Regions from separate parts of the Mus musculus genome. Here regions 2 and 3 are each linked to region 1. A link is a loop called in an ENCODE intact Hi-C map of the cell type or tissue named here. Cell type or tissue: heart. All regions are shown on one strand.

Region 1 (8,000 bases):
GCCTGTGGCTGAGGCAGAGACCTGCTGCTGCTGCTGCAGTTGAAGAAGCATTCCTGGGGGCAGCGGGGAAGGGTTTATCCTGTAGTGTTGTTTTAGGATTTTATTCTGTTTCTTGCTTGCTTTGGATGAAGCGACCCCTAGGTTTTGCCAGCTACTGTTGAGCCTGACTTTGATGGGCCCCCTGGGCCTACAGTCCTTTTCAGACAGCAGCCGTTTTCCTGGCTGCCTTGTCATCTGGGGTCCCTGAAGGGCAACTGGCCTTCTGCTCCCTGTTGAGGCCTCCATCCTTATCCATCAATGGCACATCTAGAATAGAGCCCTATGAGACCCAGTTGGAAAGGCCTTGCTGAGGAGTCCCCACCCCCACCCCACCCCACCCCCACCCCCCTCACACAGCCGGGCCTGGCCTCCACAGCTGTTCTTGGTGAGAGAGAGATGCTGGGCCTGCTTCTGCTAGCACTCAGCGAGCAGGTGATAGTGGGGAAGGAAAATGGGAGAGTGAGATGGACTGTGCATAGCTTAGTTCCATTTCCCAGCTCCTACTTGGCTCTAAGACCACAGCCCCTCCCTTGGGTCTCCACAGCTGCTCAGAAACTCCATCCCTGGGCAGTCAATGTTCCCACAGGGAACCAACTTTAAGGACTTGCTAGAGTCAAGACCCAGGCTATATTGCAGGATATTCAGCAGGGTCAGAAAATGATCCTCCAGGGATAGCTGACCTTGTTCTGTGGAGCAGAGGCGCCTTCCACAACACCAACATATGGCCAGCTCAAACTATAGTATTTCTGCTTCTCCACATCCTCCCCTCCCTCTGCTTTGGTGTCCAGGGTGACCAGAGCTGCCTCTGGGCAGGAAGCCAGCCTAGAAAGTCCAGGATATCCCTCAGTGCCTGTCAGTCACCATGGCAACATGCCCGCTCTGCCCCCTCCCAAGTCCAGTACCATTTTTTCCCCAAACTCAGGACGTCAGAATGGGAAGGGCCTCCTAGATCAGTCAATTCCAGCCCCTCCTCTGTCCCAAGTGGAGAAACTGAGGCCCAAGGGAGAAGGATCGGGGGTGGAGGTGGGGTGGAGGTGGGGGGTGGGAGGTATATGTTGGTCAAGGACCTACCCCTAATTGTTTCCCTTCCTCCCGCCCTGCTCCCTCTACCTCAGTGTTCTTGAGTGGAATGGGAGGTCTAAAGGTCTGATAGCTTAGGCGGGGTGCCACCCACACCTACCCTCACCCCAGCAGTGATGGCGCAGGTGGCGTCCCGGGAACCTGACACCCAAGATGAATAAATGATGCGGACTCAACCTCCCGCAGCCAGAACTCTCCGCGGCCGCTGCCACCACCACCGTCTCCGCCTGCTGGTGGCCAGGGACAGTCACCTGGTAGCTCTGTGCATCAGCCCCCTGGACTCTCAGGACCTGCACCGGAGCGCGCGGCAAACGAGAGAACATGGCCGGGAGGCAGCATGGCTCGGGGCGGCTCTGGGCGCTGGGCGGCGCCGCGCTGGGGGCTTGCCTGGCGGGTGTCGCCACGCAGCTGGTAGAGGTGAGGCACGGCGTCATGGAGGGCTCGGGATGCTGGCACCGTCGAGGCAGGGGCCGGCGGGTGCGTGGAGCTGTCTCTATCCCTTCATCTTGCTTGGTGGGGTGACATGGCCCCTTGCCCTTCACGCTTAGAGGCACTGGTCTGACGGCGGAGCACAGCCTCTGACTTCAGGGACACAAGGAGTTTGTGTCCATGTGTGGAGGAGGGATACAGCTTTGCCATCTGGGCTTTGTTTTCCTAGAGGATGGGGAAAGGGGACTTTTAGGTCTTAGTTTTCTTGAATTCTAGTCTCATAGAGGATATTCGGACCCTGGGTTTAGGGTATGCTAGGGGAACTGGCCTTTCTCTACACACGTCTCCCTACCTTAGGCCAGACCCGGGAAAATCCACCTAGGATCTAGTGATTACTGGAACTGTGGAAGGTTTCTCAACAATTCTTCTTTGGAAGAGAATGACGAGAAAAGGTCACAGAATGGATGGGCTGAGAGGATTCAGCCCAGAGAGGTGAAGAAGATGGGTGGGCGGAGGAAGTTGGTCAGTAGCCTGACTGGGGCCACCTGCAACCTTTCCAATAGGAGGTAGCAGAACTGACTTAGAAGTCAGGAGGCAAAAGGGCAGGAGGACAGAGTGGAGGCCTGGGAGGCAGCTGCTAAGGGACAGACAGGGTGGGATGGAAGACAGAGTCAGCCACACTCAGGGTTCTGAGGGGGCAGAGCTTTGAACTGGTGAGTCTGAGGGCAACACCCCGTGATACAGATACCTGTACCCCTGTGTAGTGTGTCCCTTCTGCAACTGACCAGTGCTGTGGAAGAGGCTGCTTGAGTCACGTATCGGTCCCCTGTAAGGGGAGCCAGGCTGGCTTGGGCCCCAAGGGGCAGGCTCGGGCCTCTCACCAACTGCCCTGAGGCCCCTGCACAGAGCAAAGGCTGCAGCCACAGGCTAGTCAGTTCTGAGGCAGGGAGTCTCCCCGCTCGGAGGAGTTCATCTTCTCCCCGGCATAGGAGAGGAAATCGCATTTGGAGGCCATCTGCCTACCACTCATGCAAGGCCTTTCTTCTAGGAAGCATGGAAGTACAGGCAGGGCTGGGATCCGTGTCTCCTCTCCGTCCTGCTCTGCAGGGTGGGTACCTCTCTACCAGGCTGTGCCTCTGAAGGACACAGGACCTCCAAGTTTCAGAATTTCTACCTTTATGAGGCCTACCTTAAGATGCCTGGTTGCCCGTCACCCTCCACCAAGAGCCTGGTCAGGATCTTCCAGTTAGTCAGTCAGTCAGTCAGTCAGGCCAAAACACCAGGCCTGTGAGACGGGGAGCAGCCACTGCCAGGCTCCCAACTCTGATGCTGCAATCAGGAACCTAACCACATATACATTGCTCCAACCACACATATGCCCTCTGCCCATATATGTGTGCCCACAGGGCCACACATGCCATGTATCCACCCACTTCTCTGCCCTCTCGGGGGTTTCCCAATCCACCAAGAGATAATGCTGATTTAGTCATACATTATCGCCAGTTTTGCTGTCAGATTGGAGGGTCCCCAGAAGCAGCTGGCACTACCCTACTCCAATTACAGGAAGAAAAACTGAGGTTCAAGCCGGGCGCGGTGGTACACGCCTTTAATCCCAGCACTCGGGAAGCAGAGGCAGGCAGATTTCTGAGTTCGAGGCCAGCCTGGTCTTACAGAGTGAGTTCCAGGACAGCCAGGGCTACACAGAGAAACCCTGTCTCGGGAAAAACAAAACAAAACAAAACAAAACAAAACAAAAAACCTGAGGTTCAGAGTAAAGAAGAGAGGTTCCCACACTAGTCCCTCTTAGTGAACAGAAAAGAGCTTAGACGTCACATACCGGTCTATGTCTCAGTGAGTCTGGGTTGCCTGGCATAGGTCGCCCTCCCTATGGGTGGTGGTTGTTAGATGAGGAGGTACCTGGCTTCTGGAAGGTGCCTATCTATGTATATAGACTGCAGTGGGGCTGTGGGAACGGGAGAGAGGTTGAGAAACAGGTGGCTTTGCTTTCTCAGATAGCCACAAGGGACGCTTCCAGCCCATCCTTACTGATCATTTAGGAGATGACATATTATTGCACAAATGCCCGGTCTCACCCTTTTTCTTGTCCCTTAGCCAAACTTTCTGACAGAGACAGGATTATATCTATTTCTAGTCAGAACTAGCCTCTCTCATATTCTCCCATAAGGCACGGCCACATTCCCATAGACACCCAGGACAGAGTCACATAACCTTGAAACACTCAGGACTGGCTGAGAATGAAACTAAGTTGGTAGAGTGTTTGCCCAGCACACACAAAACCCCAGGTTCAATCCCCAGCGCAGCATCTATAAAAAACAAACACACCCAGGGAAAAGCCACAGCTCAAAACCACCCAGGTCAGTGATGTATTTATTCCCTTTGCTTTCTAGAAACGCAAGGCAGGTTGCTATCTTTTAATACCCTGTCCCCTTAGACCTGATGCTTCGTTGTGCCTCCTAAAAGCACACAGAGCTTGTCTCTTTTAGCCGCAGTTACATGGTATAGCCACCTGGTGGCGCTACATTACTATTTTTCTCGGCTTATCCTGGCAGGCCTAGGTGGCATGATGAGTGAATGAGGCAGGAGCCAGTGTGTGGACACCTGCATGAGGAGAGTCTTACCCATGTAGTCCAGGCGTAGGGCTCTATTGGGAGACGAGAGCAAAACCAGTCTACCAGGCAGCACACCTGGCTCATGAAACAGGCCTTGCCTTGTCTCTGGCCTTGGTCCTGAGACCCCATCCGCGCTGACTAGGACAGACTGTCCACACTTGCTTCTTTGAGCCTTGTTTCCCCAAGCATCAACCACCCTTCGAGTCCAAGTCCCTGGTGACACGGTCTGGGACTCTGATCAGTGCTCTTATTCTGAATCTTGGATTTTTTTTTGAGGTCTAGGGTGTTGGTTGTGAATGTCTGAAACCTTTTGGGGATTCTAAAATGTGTGGGCTGAGTCTTTGCTGACCCCATCCCAGCCTGCTAGCCTGGGCCTGGCTCACTCTGTTCTCTCTTGACCCACAGCCCAGCACCGCACCGCCAAAGCCCAAGCCGCCCCCACTGACCAAGGAGACTGTGGTGTTCTGGGACATGCGCCTGTGGCACGTGGTGGGCATCTTTTCGCTCTTCGTGTTGTCCATCAGTGAGTAGCTGTGCCCTGCCCTCTCCACCCCACCACAGGAGGAACACAGCCCTTCTAGCATCCCTGGCCCCTACCGTATGCCTTGGGTTCAGAGCTGCAATTCTGGGCAGTTCAAATAGGCTAAGCACGCACAAGAGGCCCACCGTGGTCTCTGGCACCTCCTCAGTCACACAAAGTCCCTGTGGAGGGCTGACGGGCCAGCGGTGACCCAAAGATTTCTGCTGGGCCCAGGGAAGCAGCCACATGGCAATTATGTTAATTATAGGGGACTCCAACTGAATCCAGGACATGTCATCTTTCCTATGGCTGGCTTCCTGATGCTTTTCTTGCACTTTGGCCAATTCAGGGAGCCCACACCCAGGGGCCCCAGCAAGGCCAGCCTCCACCAGAGGCTCCCCAGACGCCGAGCAGAGGCGGCTTCCAGACCCTGAGCCCTACCTCTTCAACTGCCATTTTCCAGAAATGATTCATACCTACTTTTCAAAGCAGGGGTCCATTTCTCTCCTCCAGTCTGGACTCTTACTGATGTAATGGGATTGGTATGGATCCCTCGCCCCTCTCCCATTGTGGAGTTGGTCAGTGACGACAAATTGAATGAAAAGCAGACCAGGTGGGATACCAGGGCACAGAGCAAGAGCAAGGAGGGGGAGCAAAGAGAAAAGATAGCCATCCACTTACAACAGACCATAGAGGAGTGGTCTTCTGAGCTGTGGACCAGAGGGAGGCTGGCTGGGAAGTGTCTCCAGAGGGGACAGTTATGGGCAGAAGCTAGGCGGAAGTTGGCCTCTATGCCAGGTCTCAGATAAAACCTATGGGACATCACCAAAATGTACCCAAAATGGAGGCTAAAGTGACATTTGAGTTCTGGTGGCAGTTTTCCCAAGAGATGGCCTAGACTGCTGAATGGTCACAGAGAAGCCATCCAGATGTGAGAGGCTCTCAAGACGTCTGATTCGTACAGGCGTCTCCTGGCACCCGAAGTGTTCTCTAGAGAGAATACTCACTCCTCCCACATCTGGGGAACTAGCTGGTTGCATCCCCAGCTAAGACCTAGAGAGGAGGCAGCTCAGTGATTGCCCCCCAAAAAGGTGTGCCTGTAGCCAGAGCCATGGTATCCTGAGGGAGACCACTCTTGTTATCAAGAGGCAGAGTTGAGGGACAGTTGCCCTAAGGAGCCCCAGAGCAGTGAAGGGAACACGTCTGGGGTACCCCCACCCCCCAGAGTAACAGCTAGGAACCTGAAGCCTCTCCCAGGCCCTGCTCTCAGAGACTGGTGGAGGGGCCTGGGGCCACACCAGAAACTCGCAGAGTCAAACGTGGAGGTCATTCCTCCACCCCTAACTGCATTCCCTAGAGTGGGACAGGCCAGGGATGCAGGTCAGCCGTGGCACCTTCCATAGCATAGCTTCTGGGGGTGATGGCGGGGGAGCTATCTTCTCTGCTTCCCAGGCTGCCTGGACTCAGGCAGGTGTTAGTGGAGCATTGCCCCACCCCCAGTTCCCTCAGGGATGAGGACTAGGGGTGAGTCAAGTTCCCCTGGGGGTCGCCATAATTCCCAGCTCTGTCCTGGGCCTCAGAACTTGATCCCAAATATTTATTCATTTTCTTTGAAGAGAAGCAAGCAGGGCAGGTTTGGATGGGCAGGCAGTACGTGATCCTGGTTTTGGCCGCCAACAGCTGCCTGAACAGCTTCTTCTGAGCTCTGGGCTCCCAGGACCTGGCACCAGCTACATGGAGCCTTAGCAGGGTCCTCAGGGTAACATTGGAATAACTAACAAAGATGACCCAAGCCAGTAGGATTGGAGCATGAGAAAAACCTTGAGTCCAAAGCATCCACACAGGGGTCTGGGTAAGACTGAAGCAGAGCACTCTGGGTAATAAGAGACCATTGTGGGCTCAGGTCTAATCCCAGAGAGCCATACACCGGGGCCCTAGTGTAGCCAGCCTCTTCCTACCCCAGCATATTCCTGGATGCTTATGGTTCCCAAAGGAACCCAATTCAGTTCCCAGCAGTGGAGGCTTTTGGACAATATCTCATCCATCTGTCTGTCCGTCTGTCCATCCATCCATTCCCATTACGTCTCCCATTCTAAAGTCTGGGCAAGACAAATGGGAGCAAAATATTTGGCTCAAGGTCCACAGCGTTGGTTGAATAAGATGACCCTAGACTCCCTGGTCTGATCCATTTCCTCAAAATAGACCTGGCTTGTCATGCCTGGGCCCCTCTACACCTCAGTAGCCTGCCGGGAAGTTCTGTCTGGTCACATTATTTATAATAGGAACCAGCCCCACCCCCTCCCTAGGGGCTGGGGCCACAGTGGTCAGATTGTGGGAGCCTTAGAAAAATAAACTCTGCCCAGCCAGCCAGGTCCTGGCAGCCCTGCCCTGCCCATCACTAGACAGGCCAGCTCCATGTTCTACCCAGTTGACGTGGCATTGCTGCCTTTAACCAGAAAAACATCCCGGGGATAACTCCCTCAGAAGTAAATGCCTGGGACAGGGTCTGGGCGGCCTCACTGGTTTCTTCCCCAGCCAGCGTCCAGGCTTGTCCTTAGGGAAGCTGAAGAGGATGCAGTCACACCTTTGGGTGTTTAAGGCACCTCTGTCTGTGACAAGGAGGCTGGAGAAGGAAACCTGGGGTATCTTAGGAGCACCCAGAGTGCTCCAGGTCAGAGGCACAGGGTGATTCTAGGTAGCCTTAGCCATACCTAAGCCCTTCACTTTACTCTCCTCTAGTACCCGGTGTGATCAGAGACTATCACACCAAGACTGCCTATAGAATTTGTGGGCTACTACAAATGAAAATCTCAGGCTTCATGTCCAAGTTGTTAAAGAACTTGACAGTAAAGCATTACATTAAGTATGGGGCCACGTGCATCTGTGTAAAGTCAGATTTTGCCTGGGAGGTCACCTTAGGCTTTTGCAGAAATCTCCTGTGAGACAAGCTTAAGCAGATGGAGTCAGGACTAGTTGGGTACCACTCAACCTGGCCGAGACCTTATACCAGCCAAACCTGTTCTGACATCTATACAGTCATCACGCTATGCTGTGTCTTCAACTGCCGGGTGCCACGGACGCGGAAGGAGATCGAGGCTCGGTATCTACAGCGAAAGGCGGCCAAGATGTACACAGACAAGCTGGAGACTGTGCCTCCCCTTAATGAACTCACAGAAATCCCTGGAGGTAAGTAGGTTTCAGTCCAACTGCAGCCTGCCCTGGACCCTGCAGCCAGCCACTTCCTCACTCCCACTGTTCCAATTGAACCTGTGTCTGCCCTCTCGCTGCAGCTGGTTCAGAGA
Region 2 (8,000 bases), 230 kb after region 1:
AACCCTTGGGAGGGGAGCTTTCTCTCCCAATATTCTTAGAGTATATTTGGGGCTGGTTGGGGACGGGTTAGGGCAATGACCAGCATCCATCCTTCTATTTTCTCCCCTGTAGCAAGGTCCAAGTACTTCCTCCTGGGCTGAAGGACTCTTGGGTGGGCTTGGCTTGTGTGGTTGTTCCTCGTCTGTCCTTCGAGTCCCCTTCAGAGCTGGAAAGGTCTGGAAGAAGCCAATAAGGCAGAGGCTCTGAGAAAGATACAGATCTCAAGCCCCCCACAGACACAACTTGTAGGCTCTGGACCCTGTTACAAGCAGCACCACCAACCATCTTGCTCCTGCTCACTGCCCTGCCCTGCCTTCTGATCCCTGCTTCTCTAGAGACTCTGATATTTAGCACTATAGCTTCAAGCAATGGTGTTCAGGTCAGAGCTGGCCTGAGGCCTCCTAGGGAGAAAGAGTGAGGCCCAGAAGACATGGACAGGCAGCTACTCCTATCACTTCTGTGCTTTTGAGATTCCTTCATGCCCCTTCAGAGTTCATGAAGCCCGCCTTGATTGGCCTAGCCCTGAACCTGACTCACCCCAATTTGGAGAGTTTACAAGACTAGACAGGCTAAGGGATAGAAAGCTGGAGTCATAGGGGACTGGAGAGATAGCTCAGCGCTTAGGAGCACTGGCTGTTCTTCCAGAGGACCCAGGTTCAATTCCCAGCACCCACATGTCTGTATGTGGTTTGTTTCTTTGTTTCCCCTTCCAAGCCTTCCTAGCAGTTTTCTTCCCCATCAACTGGAAGACCAAGGTGCCCAGATTCTGAGAAACACAGATCCGGGATCTGACTCCCTCACACAGACATACATACATACATGCAGGCAAAACACCAGTGCACATAAAAATTAGTAATTATATGTGATTTCCTCACTCTACCTAATTGTCTGAGACAGGCTCTCTCACTACACCTAAAGCCTGTAAACTTGGCTGGGTGGCCTTTGAGCTCCACCGACCTGCCTGCCTCTGCCTCCCCTTGGCTGAGATTAGAACAAGCGCTGCTTTTTCTGATTATGTGGTGCTGGGATGGAAGTTCGGGTCTCTATGCTTATGCACAAGCATTCTGACTGAGCCATCTCCCCAGCCCAATATTAGGATATTTTTAAAACCAGAAAGGGTCTATGAGGCCACTGAGGCAGAAGTCAGGGTCAGATGGCCAGCTTAGGTTTCCTGGCCTAAAACAGACCTGACGCCTTCAGCCCAAAAGGGGCTGAGTCTTTTCTGAGGCTTTCCACGTCCCGTAGCGGGTTTAGCAGAAATGCTCTAGAAGCCCCGATGTATTCACGCCATCTCTCTGATAGTGTCTGAGAGGGTCACCTAAGAGAAGCGAAGGTTGATTTTGGTTCGTGGTTTGGGAGTTTTCCACCCGTGGTTGTCTGGCTCTGTTACTCGTATGTATTATACCTGTGACAAGGCAGAGCTATCATGACAGAAGGGCAAGGCAGAGGGAAGCTGCTTTACCTTAAGTCAGACACAAAGGACGGGAGAATGCGCACAGGCCAGCTGTAAGTGCTCGGGGACAAGACACGACTTCTTCACACCCTTCTGGTATGTCCCACGGCACTTCCTCCCCTTCCCAGTAGCCCAGATCACAAATCTATCAATGGATAATCCATTGACCTTTAGAGCCTTCCTGATCAAATTACTTCCCTAAAACCCCACTAAAGCCGGATGGTGGTGCTGATGGTGGTGGTGGTGGTGATGATGGTGGTAGCATGTTCCTGCCTTTAATCCCAGCACTTAGACTTGGGAGGCAAGAAACAGGTGAATCTCTGAGTTCGAGGCCAGCCAGGGCTACACAGAGAAACACTGTGTCAAAAAGCAAGCCAAACAAACAAACAAGCAACCCTCCCCCCACCCCCACTCCCTTTGCATTGCCTTCAGGGTAACCGTGCAGGTAATACGGCTTCTCAGTGTCTGGGCACCTTGGTCTCCTGGTGATTGGGGAAGGCGATTGCTAGGAAGGCTTGGAAAGGGAAACAAACAGGTGAAACACAACAACAACAACATCCAGGCCAGGGGAGGTGACTTGGTATTTGCTTCACAAGCAGGGAGCCTGAGTCGGGCTCCTGAGAACCCATGGAAAGTGGAACATGACATCCATCACATGTTCGTGACCCTGGTGTTTGGGACAGAAACAGGCAGATCCTGGGGACTTGAGAGGCCGTATGGAGAGTGATAGAGTCATACAGACATACAGCTCTGCTCTACACACACATACATGCATGCATGCACATGCAAGCATGCACCCCCCCACACACACCCATGCATGCACACATGCATGCTATAAATAATAGATAAAATGGGCAAAGAAGACATCCAGACACAGTGGATAGCTGCTCCCATTAGGTTTTGGGGGAGCCTGCCCCATCTCTGCTGGCATCCATCCAGGTCAGGGTATGCTACATGGAAGCCACAGGCAGCATAAACAAGCCAGCCATCCTCCAAACCAGTGGTCCTCAGCCTTTCACGGGATTGCCTGAGACCTTCAGAAAATGCAGATATTTATATGATTCATAACAGTAACAAAACTAGAGTTAGGAAGTAACAAAAGCTATGCTGGGGTGAGCGCCACACCATAAGGCGCTGTTTTAAAGGCCCCAGCATCGGGAAGGTTGAGAGGCGCTGCTCCATAAGGTTCTGGGGATCCTTAGGTGTGAGGTCCCTGCCCCCAAGAGCAGTCTCGGCCCGGCTCGTAAGCACTGACTGCCATTTCTCATCTCCTTCTCAGTGTAGTTCTGGGCTCTTCCCTAACCTGGGAAAGGTGATTGCTCTCTGGTGTCCCCTGGTTGGGCTCCAGATGTGGGGAAGGACCAATGTACAGGCCAGGTCCCACCTCCATGTCCTGGAATTGGCATTAAGTTAGGGCAAATGGCTGGCTGTACCACCAAGCAAAAGACCTGCGGAAACCAGGTGGGTGGCCAGGTCCTGGGAAGGAACAAAGATATGGGTCAGTCTTGCATATTTTCCCTAGGCTTGAGGTATTAAGCCACGTCAGGAAATGTGGGTACTTTGAATGAAGGGTACCTGGCACCCTAACAGTAAAGATGGCACCCAGGGCAATGTGACCCCCCACTACATATGCCATAGGCCCTGCCCACAGCATCTTAGCAGCCCAGGGTGCCCCAGGGCCCCTACACATCCCTGCGGTCTGCTGGGAGGAAGCGGCTTCCCTCCCCCACCGTGACTCTGCGCTTCCTGCCCCAGCAAGGGCAAAGGAAATGGTTTTTTTTTTTTTTTTTTCTGTTGTTCACACCATAGTTTCCTTGGCGGCGCCCATACACGGGCTCAGCCACTACCCACCCCACTTGTCCATGGAACCAACTCTGGGGCCTGGGGTCCAGGTAAACAGCAAACGTGGGTAGAGGTTTCAGGGCAAGGGTGGGCTGTTGTGCAAGGACGCTGTAGTGTTGGGTGCCTGCCGTCCAACCCTGTGTGTACATCCTGGGACCCATAGCGCCAGAAAGTTCTCAGAAGGTGGTGGCTGCAGAACTAGGCGAAGGTGGTGGGACAGGACACAGGCCAAGGCTTTGTTTGGGTAGAGAGCAGGTAGCTATGAATGGTAGATGGGGCAGCAGCACTTAGAGCCACGCCCCATTTAAGCTCCTCCTCTGCCTGTGTCAGGTCTCTGTGGTCCCAACCATCAGAAAGGTGGGAACAAAGACTGAAGGTCCAGGAGGTGACCTGTCCACACCACAGTCCTCTGGTTCTGACCTTCCACGTCCCGGCCCTGCGTCCTGCTTGACCTACCGTCCTCTGCCTTTCTCCATCCCCATCGCTCCACCTAGAATCCATTTATCCTCTAGAACTCCACCTTTCCCCTCTTCAGTGGGATTCTCTACCCTCTCATCCTCTTGAACTCTTCTTGTCAACAGAAGGACCTTGGTTACCTGCAGCAATGGCTGAAGGCCTTTGTGGGTGTCTTCGAGAAGACTATCTCGTTATCCTCCCTGGAACCTCGAAGGTAAGGCTGAGCCTGCACAGAGGCCAGGGCCAGGCAGGTAGGACTGCCCTTCGGCACTCAGCATCTCTCGCTCCCCTCTTCCAGGCCAGAGGAGGCAGGTGCGGAAGTGCCTCTGCTACCCCTAGATGCTCTACATGCACTAGCGGAGCAGCTGGACCAGGACGACCTGGATCAAGCCCTGCTGTTGCTGAAGCTCTTTATCATCCTCTGCAGGTGGTTTCTCCCTGCTGTCCTCCCAGGGTGGCCAGAGGCACGGATGGGTGGGCCCGGGAGTGAGGGAGACCTCAGCATTAGCATGACTTCTCCTGTTCTTCACCCCCCCCCCCAGGAACCTAGAGAACGTAGAGGCTGGTTGGGGCCAGGTACTGGTGCCCCGTGTGCTGGCGTTGCTCACTGTATTGATGGCTGAGGTGAGGGACCTACCTGGATTGGATAGGGCAGAGACAGCTACTGCAGGTACGGCTGCCTAACCCTCCGTCTATTCTCTGTCCCCACACTGCAGCTGAAAGGATCCTCACAGGAGAGCCATGGGACCCAGCTAGAGAACGTGGCCCTGCATGCCCTGCTCCTTTGTGAAGGGCTCTTTGACCCTTACCAGACTTGGCGGCGCCAGCTCACTGGGTGAGACTCAGCCCTCAGACAGGGTGACCCGCAGGAGGCCAGGGGGAGGCAAGGGATGGGATCACTGGCCTTATGGAACTAGCCTGTGTGCAGGCTGGAGGAGAATGACCAGTGACCCGACCAGGCAGCGGTGACAGTTCAGCTGATGGATCCCAGTGCCCAGTGCCCGGCTTCACCCCAACTCTCCCCACCCCACCCCCACCCCCACCCCCAGGGAAGTCATCAGCTCCAAGGAGAAGAGCAAATACAAGTTCCCTCCGGCCGCCTTGCCCTGTGAATTTGGAGCCTTCTTCCAAGGTTAGGCTCCACCCTGATTTCCCCAGGCCCCACCTGGTCCTGCCTCCAAAACCTAGTTGCCTAATCCCATCACTAGACAGGGACTCCTTGGTGGTCTGGCCTGAGACACGGGAACCTCTAGGGGGAGAGGAAGAAGAAAAGGCAGGCTTGGGCAAAGTCATATTGTCCTAGGCTGAGATGAGGACTGTCTCTCAGGTGGGGTGTTGACCTGTCCCCTTAATTTCCCATCTTCCTTCACTCCTGGCTCCTCCCAGGCACTGTTCCTTGTCCAGTCTCTCTGCCCCTGTAGTCTCTACCCAGGCTCTACCCCCCCTCCAGCCCCTGTGTGCACCAGCTACCCCTCTGCTTCCGTATCCCTGGAGGAGTGAAGCCCAGAAGCCCTTCTGGCCGTTTGTTCTCCCTGGCTGTATTCATTAACTTGTTCATCTGTCTTCTCTTCTGGGCACCCCCTCTCCTCTCATGGGAGAGCCAGTGGCCAGCACTTGAGCAGGAAGTGGCAGGACAGAGACAAGCAGGGCTGTGGGAAGGCGGATCCTTTTGGATCATTTAGCAAGTCAGTAGTACATGACCCCAGGAGAGCAGAACTGGGGGTGGGGTGGGGTGGGGGTAGCTGGAGCCCTCCTCCATTTCCTACAGCCTAGGCACTCCTAGAACCATCTAGATTTGTTCCCACCCATTTGTAGGACCCTCCAGTGGTAGCCTGACATCCTCAGGACTGATGCTCATTCCTCCCCTCTCCTGTCCCCATGCCTATCCGGTTCCTCCTGTTCCTCCCCATGTGACCCAGACCTGGACCCTTGTGCCCTCCAGGTTTCAGTCCATTGCCCAGTGCCTTTTCCAGCTTAGCTGGACAGGGCCACATGTGAAGCTGTGAAAGCCCCTACTACTCCCCCGTGGTAGCCTGGTCCCCAGGTCAGAGCGCCAGGAACTCCCACTGTGACAGTGGCAGAAGTTACAGATTTGCATCTGAGAAGCTAAACCTTGAGTCTCTGTGGGGAAGGAAGCACAGTGGCTGTGTGGCACTCTGGGAAGCCCTCCTTTTTGGACATAAGGATCTAGGAAGCTGCCTAGGCTCCTGGAGCTGGACCATATGTCCCTCAAGCACCACTGAAATCCCTCTAGCGTACAGCCATGACATTCTGCCCCACATCCCCATGCTGGGATATCCCACCTCTTGTGCAGTCCTTTGGACCATAGTCCTACAACCTTGGTGACATTGTCCTGCCCTGCCTACTACCCAGAGAACCTGCAGGATGCAGAGCGTTTGCCTCCCACGTTGCTGTTGCGGCTCATCCACCTCTTTGGTGCCATCCTTGCAGGAGGAAAGGTAGGTTGGGTAGTGAGCCTGTGGACCAGGGGGCAGCCCTCTCAGCACCTTGCTTCTAGGTGAGTCTACTGCCATTTTTCCTCACCCATAGGCGAATGGGCAGATGGCTGTGAGTGCTGGCTCTGTGCAGGGACTGCTAGGTGTGGTGCGGGGCTGGGGCCGTGGCCCTGCTCAGGACCCCCAGCAGGTGCCACTGGCTCTGAGAGCACTGGTGGGTGCAGTGCACGTTCTGCATGCTAGCCGAGCACCACCCCGAGGACCAGAACTGCGTACCCTGCTTGAGGGTTACTTCCACATTCTCAATGCTGACTGGCCAACTAGTCCAAGTTCAAGCCCCGAAGAGGCCCTTGTCACCCTGCGGGTCAGCATGCTCGGTAGGTGTGGGCGCCCAGGCCCTGGGAAGGGGAATGCCCATGTGATGGTGGAAAGGCAGGGCTGGCTGGCCAGGAGGGGAGGCGGGCTGTTTAAAGGTACCTGTAGGGGAGTCTGACTTTGACCCCTGCACAGATGCTATCCCCATGATGCTGGCGTGTGAGGACCGGCCAGTGCTACAAGCCACCTTCCTTAGCAACAATTGCTTTGAGCATCTTATTCGCCTCATCCAGAACAGCAAGGTGGGTGGGGTTCCACCCGGAGGTTGGAAGGCCTGGAACCCAGGGAGAATCACATAGAAACCCCAGGTTGCTACTGAGCAAACGTGGCTGTGGCCTGTGTTCAGTGGGAGGGCCTGGAGCCTGGGCAAGGTTTGTCCCTTCGGGTTCTGGCCCTACTCTGCTAGGAGAACTTTGACTAGGACTGTTTCCCACTGGTGCAGAACCCCAGCAGCTCCCCCCTGGTCCTGTTCTAACCTCTTCTCCTCATCTCCTTCTCCTCTGCTTTGCCCCTCCCCACAGCTTTACCTGCAGGCCCGGGCGCCCCCTGAGGGGGACAGTGACCTGGCTACCTGGTTACTGACTGAGCCCGATGTCCAGAAGGTACCACCCTGGGGCTGAGAAGCTCAGGCAGCAACCACCTTGGCCACCCACCCCTGGGCTCCTTATCTGACCATTTCCTGTATTCTAGAATGGTGGATAAGTAGATACGTTGAGGCGTAACATACTTGGCAGGGAGGGTGACTCTCCCATGCCCTCTTACCCCACCTTTCAAAGTCCTGTCCTAGAGACGCAACAGGAAGTGGTCTTTTGCTTACCTGGTGTTAGAATCGGGTGTTGGGTGTGGCTGGAAGGAACCTTCGAAACTCTTACCACCTACCCCATCCCCTGCTTCTCAGAAGGAGGCACAGAAGTTCAGGCACTAAGTTGTCATCACTTACCAAGGCAGTCCCTGAGGGGTCATTTCTTCTGTGGCTCCTGATTTCCTATACTAAACAGATCTGGCTTCTTAAAATATGTCACGTGCCTCACCATCCCAAGGGGCTTAGAAACTGCAGGGTGTCAGTGTGTGTGTCAGGGTGTGGACTGCAGTAGCATCTGTGCCCTGGCCCAGCACCTGATGGAAGAGGACTACAGGCTTCACACCTGGTCCCCACCCCTGAGCCTCTGCTCTGGCCTTGTTTTCAAAAGGCAGCCTCCCGTGCTTATTGCCCAGTGTGACTTTCTGTGAGCTCACCTGTGCATCCAACTTCAAGTCAGGCAGAGCTAGGTGACTCCCCTGACCCTTGACTTTATTTACAGGCCAGGAGAAGGGAAGGTTGTCTGAGGTCACATCCCAGGGGGACTTGGTAGAGCTGGGTGCAGAGGGCCCAGGGGGC
Region 3 (8,000 bases), 140 kb after region 1:
AAGGCTAGCTGAGTCCTGAGGGTCCATTTCAGATTCAGGCTCCGGAAGCAGCAGACACAGACATGCATTTTAGAGAAGTTCGGCAACGCTCCCAGAAGCCCTCACAAAGTCTTTAGCCCACAAACATGTACACATGCGTTTTCACAAACACATCAGGCTCCAGGGCCCAAATTTACGAGTTAGGCAGTTCCTTCATGAGAACTTAACAGAAACGGGGCACACAGAAGTTCACACACTGGCCAGACAGCGTGTGCGCAGCCAGTCACACGCACGCGCAAAGACGCTAGCGCGCCTCCGCTAAGTAAAACCAGCAAAACTCTGCGGAGCCAATTGGAGACTCCTTGGCCTGAAAGCCGGAGCAGCTGCCGCCAAGAGACGCGGTCAATTAACTTCTCCCTTCAGCCGGGCTCCCTGACCCGGGCCGCCCGCCCCCTCCCGCCGGCCCGCCCCTAACCTGACCCGCCTCCTTCCTTCCAGGCCTCCAAGTTCTCTGCCTCTCGTAGCTCCACCCTTACTAAAGAGACCCGCCTACATGGCCAGGCATGGGCTGGCAGAGCTGTCGGTTCAGGGTGATCAGGCTGTGTTCTTTGGAGTTTAAGGAAGAGGTAGGCTTTCTAGGGGAGTCATGAGGTCTGAGGTACATGGCTCTGACTGCCCCGGGCTGTCCCAGAGTATCCCACCCGGTACTCCTTCCAGGCAAGATGCTGGCCCCTGCTTCCAAGTCAGGGGAGACTCAGATCTCCTCCAGCAGCCACCATCTCAGAAAGAGACTCTCCCTGACCCCTTGCACTATTCTCTCTTCCGGGGTTAAAATGATGTTGCTGGGTCCCCGTGGGTGTACAGAGTGGAGAGAGGACATTCTTTCAGAGAGGTCAGCAGGAGCAAAGGCCTGTGCTGAGTTACACATGTCCTCCGCAGCATCTGCTAGGATGGAGGAACTTCCAGTGGGATGAAGGGCTCCTAGGACTGCGCCGAGCTGCATGTGGGGGTGCAGCCCAGCCCACTGCTTCTCCATTTTCCCTCTTTGGGGCTCTCAGTAGGAAGGGTGAGACTCTGACCCTTCACTGGGAAAAGCACCGGCTGACCACTGGGTCAGCATGGAAAATGGTGGCTGTCATGGTCCCCGGGGGCCTTGAAACTTGAAGGAATCCAGGCTGGATTTATCTCCTCAGAGTTCAGCACTCCTGATCTAACCCTGGATCACCAGCAGGCAGTCAGGACCCTGTGAGGCTCCATCCTGGGACATTCCACCATTCCCATACACCCCCCCCTGGGGGGGGGGTTACTAGACAAAGAATGCCAGTGGATGCTGGGTTACTGCTGGACAGACAGACAAGACAGCTTCAATTCTTTTCTCCTCCCTGCAAGGGGGCAGGTCCTAGCCATTGAGTTACCGTGGCTTCAAACTTTAAAAGGGAGGCTCTGGAAGGCAGATGCTCTCCCCGACTCCCCACATTCTCTCTGAAGGGATCACTTTTCGAAAGGGGGGAAATCCCTGGGGAGGTTGCATGAGTTTGGAACCAGCTGCCTCACCTGGAAGTGCTGCCTACAGTCTGACCTTTGGTTTGGCAGGTGGACGCAGACGATGTCTTTACCAAAGAGGAACAGATTTTCCTGCTGCACCGTGCCCAGGCGCAATGTGACAAGCTGCTCAAGGAAGTTCTGCACACAGCAGGTGGGGGTGGGGTCAGCATGTGAAAAGGGTGGGAGTCTAGGAAGCGGGGGACAATCGGGTGAAGGAGTTGGAGGCATTAACCTTGGGTGGGCTCAAGAAAGGGAGACCCAGCCAGAGTAAAGGCCTAAAAGAGATGGATCGGGCAAGGGTGAAGTCAACAGGCTCAGGCGATCCTTACCTTCCGGGACTCGGGAAAGTGCTGTCTGCCCACCGGAGCTCTCAGACCCAGGCATGGCCATGTGGGGGCTGGGGAGGGGGAGAGAGACAAGAGCCTTTGGAAAACTTGCTGAAAGATGTGTGGGTCTCCCTTTGCAGATGGAGAAGGCAGACAAAGCACGGGGTCCCAGTGGATTTAGATGGGGTTGGGCAAGCCAGGGACTTTGCTGAGGGCGCTGGTCCAAACAGGGTGGGCTGGGCCAACTTCCTTAAAGAGAAGATTAGCCATGCCATGCCTGGAAGGATGGGAAGCTCCTGCATAGAACCAGCATCCCTAGAACTAGATGGGACAGGGATGTGTGTGTCACTCAGCCGATAGCCTGGACAGAGGGCGTTGGACCGCGCGTGTGTGCGCGCACACACACACACAGCATCTCTAAGGGACCTTGGCCATGGGTAAGGAGGGCATCTCCCATCTTGGGTCTCCTCTCTGCCCCCTTCCGTGAGTCTCTTTCCTGGAAGCAGGTATGGGCTACATTGGCATTCATCCAGGCTTCTGAGGTCTGGCCAATCTCATCACCCTTGCTTACTGTCTGTCCTTCCAGAGCAGCTTTCTCTCTGGAGCTGGCTCTCGGGTTACTGGGGGCTGGGAGTAGAGCATACCCAGGACACAAGCAAATGGTGACAGATTCTCTATGAAGCAAGAGGACTTTGTTCACATTTGTAAAAACTTCCTCTGCAGACCAAGCTCCACCTATCCTGGCCCACCTGTCACACAGAGGGTAGGGACAGATGAACACCTCATATGATCCTAAATGGGGCCCTCTTCCTAGTTGTGGAACCCACAGTTTGGGTACATCTCTGGCTCCTCATCTATCACAGAACCCCTCCCTGAGCGAGAATGCTGTCAGTCATTGTCACCCCAGTCCCCATTGTCAGTCATTGTCAGTCATTGTCACCCCAGTACAGGTTGCCTGGACTCAGCTTCCCACGGACCCCAACGTAGGAGGGTGCCCAAGGTACCCCAGCTTGGGTTACAGCTGAAGTCACACAAGTCAGATAGTGAGGACTTTCTGGCTAAGGACAGAAGCCTCCAGTGTCTTTTCAAGGAGGACAGGTCAGGCCCCAGCTCAGGTGGTGTCTTCAGGGGCTCTTGTAGAAGCTGCAAGCCCCTGACCCGAGTATCTTCGGGCAGAGGGTGGAGAAGGTGGGCTCGTGTGTCCACTCCTAACACAATGCACTCTTTACTCCTGGCTGTGTCACCCACACAGCAGGCTAGCCCGACTTGGTTATCACCTTTACCTCCATCCACCTCTCCCAGTTTCTGCCATGCGCCCTCTGGCGGGCTGTTTCCTCCATCGAGGCTTTGCCTCCTGGCCTGCCATCCTTTCCACTTCCCAGGTGACCCCACCTCATATGTCAGTCACCCCCTTTGAACCTCTGCCAACCACATCTGTTTCCTGGTTGCTTCTCCACCTAGCAAACACCCCCGGGTCACTTGCTTGTCCTCCCTAATCTTCCAGCAGCCTGAGTGTCAGCATCCTTGATAGGATCAACTCATTGTAAAAAGGGGGAGCCGGTGAGGGGCCGGGCAGTAACCAGGGCTGTGGTTACAGCACAGCCGATGGCTAGAACCACCCCCATTTCTCCAGCCAACATAATGGAGTCAGACAAAGGGTGGACGCCAGCATCTACGTCAGGGAAGCCCAGGAAAGAGAAGGCACCGGGAAAGTTCTACCCCGAGTCTAAAGAGAACAAGGATGTGCCCACCGGCAGCAGGCGCCGAGGTATGTCTGTCCATCTTGTGCCCTACCCCTCCTTAGGCAGTCATTTGACCAGGCTCAGATCCACCTGTCTCCACCAATGTGAGTTCCTACAGAAAGTCAGAGACCACAGCTCCCTTCCCAGAAAAGCAGGCCAGGAGGCATCACGCATAGGGGTGGGGAGTCAGGTGAGTTGGGAGGCCTTGGCATACAAGAAAGTGTGCAGAACGGATGCACTGACTCCCCAGAGAAGGACCCAGAGCTGCAGGAAACCCGTGATCCACTGAGGTAAAGAGAGAGGACAGAGTCCTGAGAGACTAGTCAGGGAGAGATGTAGAGAGACAGAGAAGGGAACAAGACGCTCAACCCAGAAGTCTGGTATGTCAAAGGAAGTACAGAAAGACACATAGTGGGAAGACCCATAGACACAGCAAGAGATGAGGGCAGCCTCAGAAGGGTGGAGGCAGACAGTGGGACAAGGAGAGAAGAGGAGAGAGGGAAACAGGGTTGCCTCGGGGAGGTGAGGAGAGACAAACACAGAGCCCAAGCTGTGGCCACAAGGCCAGTTAGAGCCAGCAGGGTGGGCAGCAGATTCCAGATGGGCCACATCTGGGAGCCTGTGGTCACCCTGTGGCTCCCCAGGGACCAGAGGGAATTGTGGGCCTGGCCGGGTGGGGCTGGGAATATGGCGCCCAGGACAGAGAGCCTTTCACCGAGCTGGGCGGATCCAGCCCTCAAGGCTGCCTTCCAGGGAGGTTAGAGAGTCCTGTGGTCAAAGCCCTGCAGTAGGGGGGGGGGGGCTGTAAGCTGCTGTGGAATGCAATGATCTAGAGGCTGGGGACCCTCTGAGGTCACTTAGCATGGCTGTCAGGGCTCCAAAGTGAGACTGTCACTGTCCTTTGAAATTCAACATTAGCGCTCGGATTTAGAAGATGGTACACCTACTGAGTGGTCGGTCGTGGGTCTTCCAGGCAGGCCTGGATAGAAGGAGTCTAGGTTGATATCCGTCAACTTCCCAAGAGGAAATGGAAATGCAGAGAGCAGGGGACACCTGTGTGAGGTTAGCAGCGCTTTAGAAGTTCAGCTGGCACGGAGAACCAGACTTCCTTCTGTGGTCTCTAGGGAAGGGTCACGTAGGGAGCCTTCAAGCTGAGGGGAAATCTGAGAAAATGGTTCTTCTTCAAACTGGGGACAGGTGGATCCTTGTGAGTTCAAGGCCAGCCTGGTCTGTCTACAGAGTGAAACAATGTCTTTTTTTTTTTTTTTTTTTTTTTTTAAGTCTCCTCAGAGAGCAGGCCAGGCTGAGGCCTTGCGGCCAAGGCCTGCTTTGTGTAGCTTCAGCATGGCATCCACTGCTCTTGACCTTTTTCAGACCAGGTTGGGAATCGTATCAGTATTTCCATCACGGAGACTGCAGTAAATTCTCTGAAGCCATTGGGTTTAGGGAGTAAGGGGATGTGGGTAAAGGTTCAACATATTCTTTCTAGAATGCCCCAAACCTAATGTTTCCAGTCACAGGGCACACTGCCCCCATGGGAATCAAACCCCAAGTGTGTTCATGTCCCTGGGCCTTAGCTATGGACCTGACTCTGTGTTTTCTCTGGGCACAGGGCGTCCCTGTCTGCCAGAGTGGGACAACATCGTTTGCTGGCCATTGGGGGCACCAGGTGAAGTGGTGGCAGTACCTTGTCCCGATTACATTTATGACTTCAACCACAAAGGTGAGGCTAGCCAAATGGGTGGGGACACCTAAAATGGAGTTCAGAGCCTCAGTGGCTCCAGATCTCCATTTGCTTGTCCTGACTGTCCCATGGCCCTTCAGGCCATGCCTACAGACGCTGCGACCGCAATGGCAGCTGGGAGGTGGTTCCAGGGCACAACCGGACGTGGGCCAACTACAGCGAGTGCCTCAAGTTCATGACCAATGAGACTCGGGAACGGGTGCGCACCTCCTCCCTCCCAAGCTTGACCCTTAAGACCACACCTGCCCCATTAGCGAACCTCAACCTAGCCGACTCTCCTAGTCTCTACTTCTCCAGCAACCTTAATTTGTCCTCCACTTTGCCCTTGGTGCCCACCCTGAGTCCCAGTTTTCTGTTTCTCACCTGCGCAGGAGGTATTTGACCGCCTGGGCATGATCTACACCGTGGGATATTCCATGTCTCTTGCCTCCCTCACCGTGGCTGTGCTCATCCTAGCCTATTTTAGGTGGGCGGGGCGAGGAGTGGGGCGAAGGCAGGGCAAAGCCGGCGAGGGGTGGAGCGTGGTCTAGGGTGGGTCCGGGGTGCATCTGGAGGGGTCCAGGGTGCGAGCCTCCTTTCTCCCCCTTCACTGCATCCATCCCCCCTGCGTGATGTCCCCACTTACGGCGCACAGCCCAGCTTCCTGCCCACCGCTGCGTCCTCCCCCCCGACCCCCGTGCCCTCACCCAAGGTGATGTCGCACGCCCGCAGGCGGCTGCACTGCACGCGCAACTACATCCACATGCACATGTTCCTGTCGTTTATGCTGCGCGCCGCGAGCATCTTCGTGAAGGACGCTGTGCTCTACTCTGGCTTCACGCTGGATGAGGCCGAGCGCCTCACGGAGGAAGAGTTGCATATCATCGCGCAGGTGCCGCCTCCGCCCGCCGCTGCCGCCGTTGGCTACGTGAGTGCCCCTCTGCCACCCACCATGTCCCTCGCACCTGCAGCCTATCCCTCCCTCTGCCTGTCTCTTGCTACCTCCTCCAGCTTTAGGCCAGCAAACCCACCTCACAGGGACCCTCACGCGGCTCAACTCACCCCACCACCACCTACCCCCCCCCCTTACTGCTAGCGACTCCCAGTGACCCCCTTTCCCCAACACTGGAGCGCCCCAGCCTCTCCTCCCCATTGCCTTGCTACCTGCTGCTAACACCCCACCCCCACAGCAGCCCAACCCAGCAGCCTAGAGTTAACTTCCTTCTCCCCCTAATGCGACCAAACCTTGCCTATAGGATGCAGGTTCTACCTTTTGGAACTAACTGTGGTTGGTCTCTTAGGCTGGCTGCCGTGTGGCCGTGACCTTCTTCCTCTACTTCCTGGCTACCAACTACTACTGGATTCTGGTGGAGGGACTGTACTTACACAGCCTCATCTTCATGGCCTTTTTCTCAGAGAAGAAGTATCTGTGGGGCTTCACCATCTTTGGCTGGGGTACGGAGACCAGTGTGGTGGGTTGGGTCTTGAGTAAGGCGCTCTCAGGGGGCATGTCCTGCCTCTCTTGTTTTGTAGCAGGCTGGGGGCCTGCCCATCCTGCTGTGACTTTAACTCCATTCCAGGTTTAAGGGACTCAGCGTGACTATGGGCAGGGTTCACCGGGTGCTGTTGCCTTGGCCTGCCTGGCATTTCAGCTCTCCTCGGGTGATAATTCCTGGGGACGAGATGAGGTTAAACTTGGGACCAGAGTGAGATCTTCAGTCAGCAATCAGCCTGGGGTTGGGGGTGTAGTCTGGAGCCTCCTACCCAGATCCCCGAGGGTGAGGGCGGGGCTTGCATCTGTTACCAGGAGGTGAGGTCCAGAGCCACAGGACCAGAGCTCAGTCCCATTTAGCTTCAGCCTCTCTGCAGCGCAGCGGCTGCTTTCCGGGATGCTGCGGTCCTACCATCCCCCCCACCTGGGTCCTAGGATCTGGTTACTGATAATTGTTCATCGTGGCTGGCAGCTGCAGAGCTTGGCTGGGCCCTGGGGAAAGCTGCCAGACTGTGGAGGGGTAGGCCAGTGGCTCGAGGCTCCTGGGCTCAGCATCTAGAGAACCCTCATCTCCACAGCCTCCTTGGCCCTTGGCACATGCCCTATCCCTGACCTCACCATGGCAAGTCCCAGAGCCGGGCAGATCTGGGCCTGGTTCCAGGAACTAACACAAGCTGCTGGCTAGAAGGCATGTGGGTGGGCTGGAAACATGTGGATTAGGGAGCACACAGAACCTTATGATCTGGGAATGTCACACCCTTACCACAAACCCAGGTGACACCTTTTCCCTCCAAGGATCCACCAGGCTGGGAATGAAGCTGAGGGAGGGGAATCGGGCTCCCTTCACCCTGGAAGCTAACCTTTACTTTATCTACCTCATCCGTGAACGCTAGGACCTTTCAATCCAGGCTTGGAGAGGGAGTTTCAGAACAGAACGATTGCTAGTCACCAGCTCTCTCCCCATGGGTGCTCTAAGACCAGAGCAGAATGAGCTGTCCATACCAGTGTTAGTTTTTGCATATGCCCAGCAGGTATGCACAGGTGCTCACAGGAAGCAAGGAACCTAAATGGGGCAGAGAGCTGCATTGAGTCCTGAGGGCTGGCCCCTCAGGCTGTTAGGTTGGCATTAAATAGCCACGTGCCTAGGGTGAGGGATGGGGGCCGTAGGCTGAGGAAAGTCACAGGGTTTAGGG

Evidence for each region. Peaks named below come from ENCODE experiments on the same cell type or tissue, not always from the same donor. Only the 100,000 strongest peaks of a DNase experiment are listed, where the experiment ranks them.
Region 2: it touches region 1 in a loop (2.4-fold over the local background); 10 of 42 quality-filtered maps call a loop at or near these places.
Region 3: a loop joins it to region 1, with 4 times the contacts of the local background. A loop is called at or near these places in 15 of 42 quality-filtered maps.

The regions. Positions count from the first base shown.
Region 1 is chr9:110,867,332-110,875,331 of GRCm38, reverse strand. It overlaps Tmie (transmembrane inner ear), which reads left to right. Exons shown (of 6, transcript NM_146260.3): 3 at 1,306-1,536; 4 at 4,584-4,701; 5 at 7,735-7,884. The coding sequence starts at 1,441. Among named protein-coding and RNA genes, the nearest start is that of Tmie, 8.7 kb to the left of the region's middle. In heart, CTCF peaks have their summits at 1,360 and 4,070 (motif pointing right); a DNase peak (open chromatin) is centred at 4,135; H3K4me3 peaks cover 712 bases; H3K27ac peaks cover 487 bases; H3K27me3 peaks cover 4,027 bases.
Region 2 is chr9:110,640,635-110,648,634 of GRCm38, reverse strand. It overlaps Nbeal2 (neurobeachin-like 2), which reads left to right. Exons shown (of 54, transcript NM_183276.2): 2 at 3,917-4,005; 3 at 4,090-4,218; 4 at 4,334-4,415; 5 at 4,508-4,626; 6 at 4,841-4,923; 7 at 6,165-6,250; 8 at 6,342-6,624; 9 at 6,758-6,864; 10 at 7,144-7,224. Among named protein-coding and RNA genes, the nearest start is that of Mir8107, 8.5 kb to the right of the region's middle. In heart, no CTCF peak of the experiment used is centred here; DNase peaks (open chromatin) are centred at 3,214 and 4,593; H3K27ac peaks cover 2,254 bases; H3K27me3 peaks cover 651 bases.
Region 3 is chr9:110,725,213-110,733,212 of GRCm38, reverse strand. It overlaps Pth1r (parathyroid hormone 1 receptor), which reads left to right. Exons shown (of 14, transcript NM_001083936.1): 2 at 1,573-1,675; 3 at 3,484-3,618; 4 at 5,205-5,315; 5 at 5,417-5,535; 6 at 5,708-5,802; 7 at 6,048-6,243; 8 at 6,617-6,770. Among named protein-coding and RNA genes, the nearest start is that of Gm35775, 13 kb to the left of the region's middle. In heart, a CTCF peak has its summit at 3,169 (motif pointing left); DNase peaks (open chromatin) are centred at 442, 1,161 and 7,282; H3K4me3 peaks cover 1,758 bases; H3K27ac peaks cover 1,827 bases; H3K27me3 peaks cover 1,600 bases.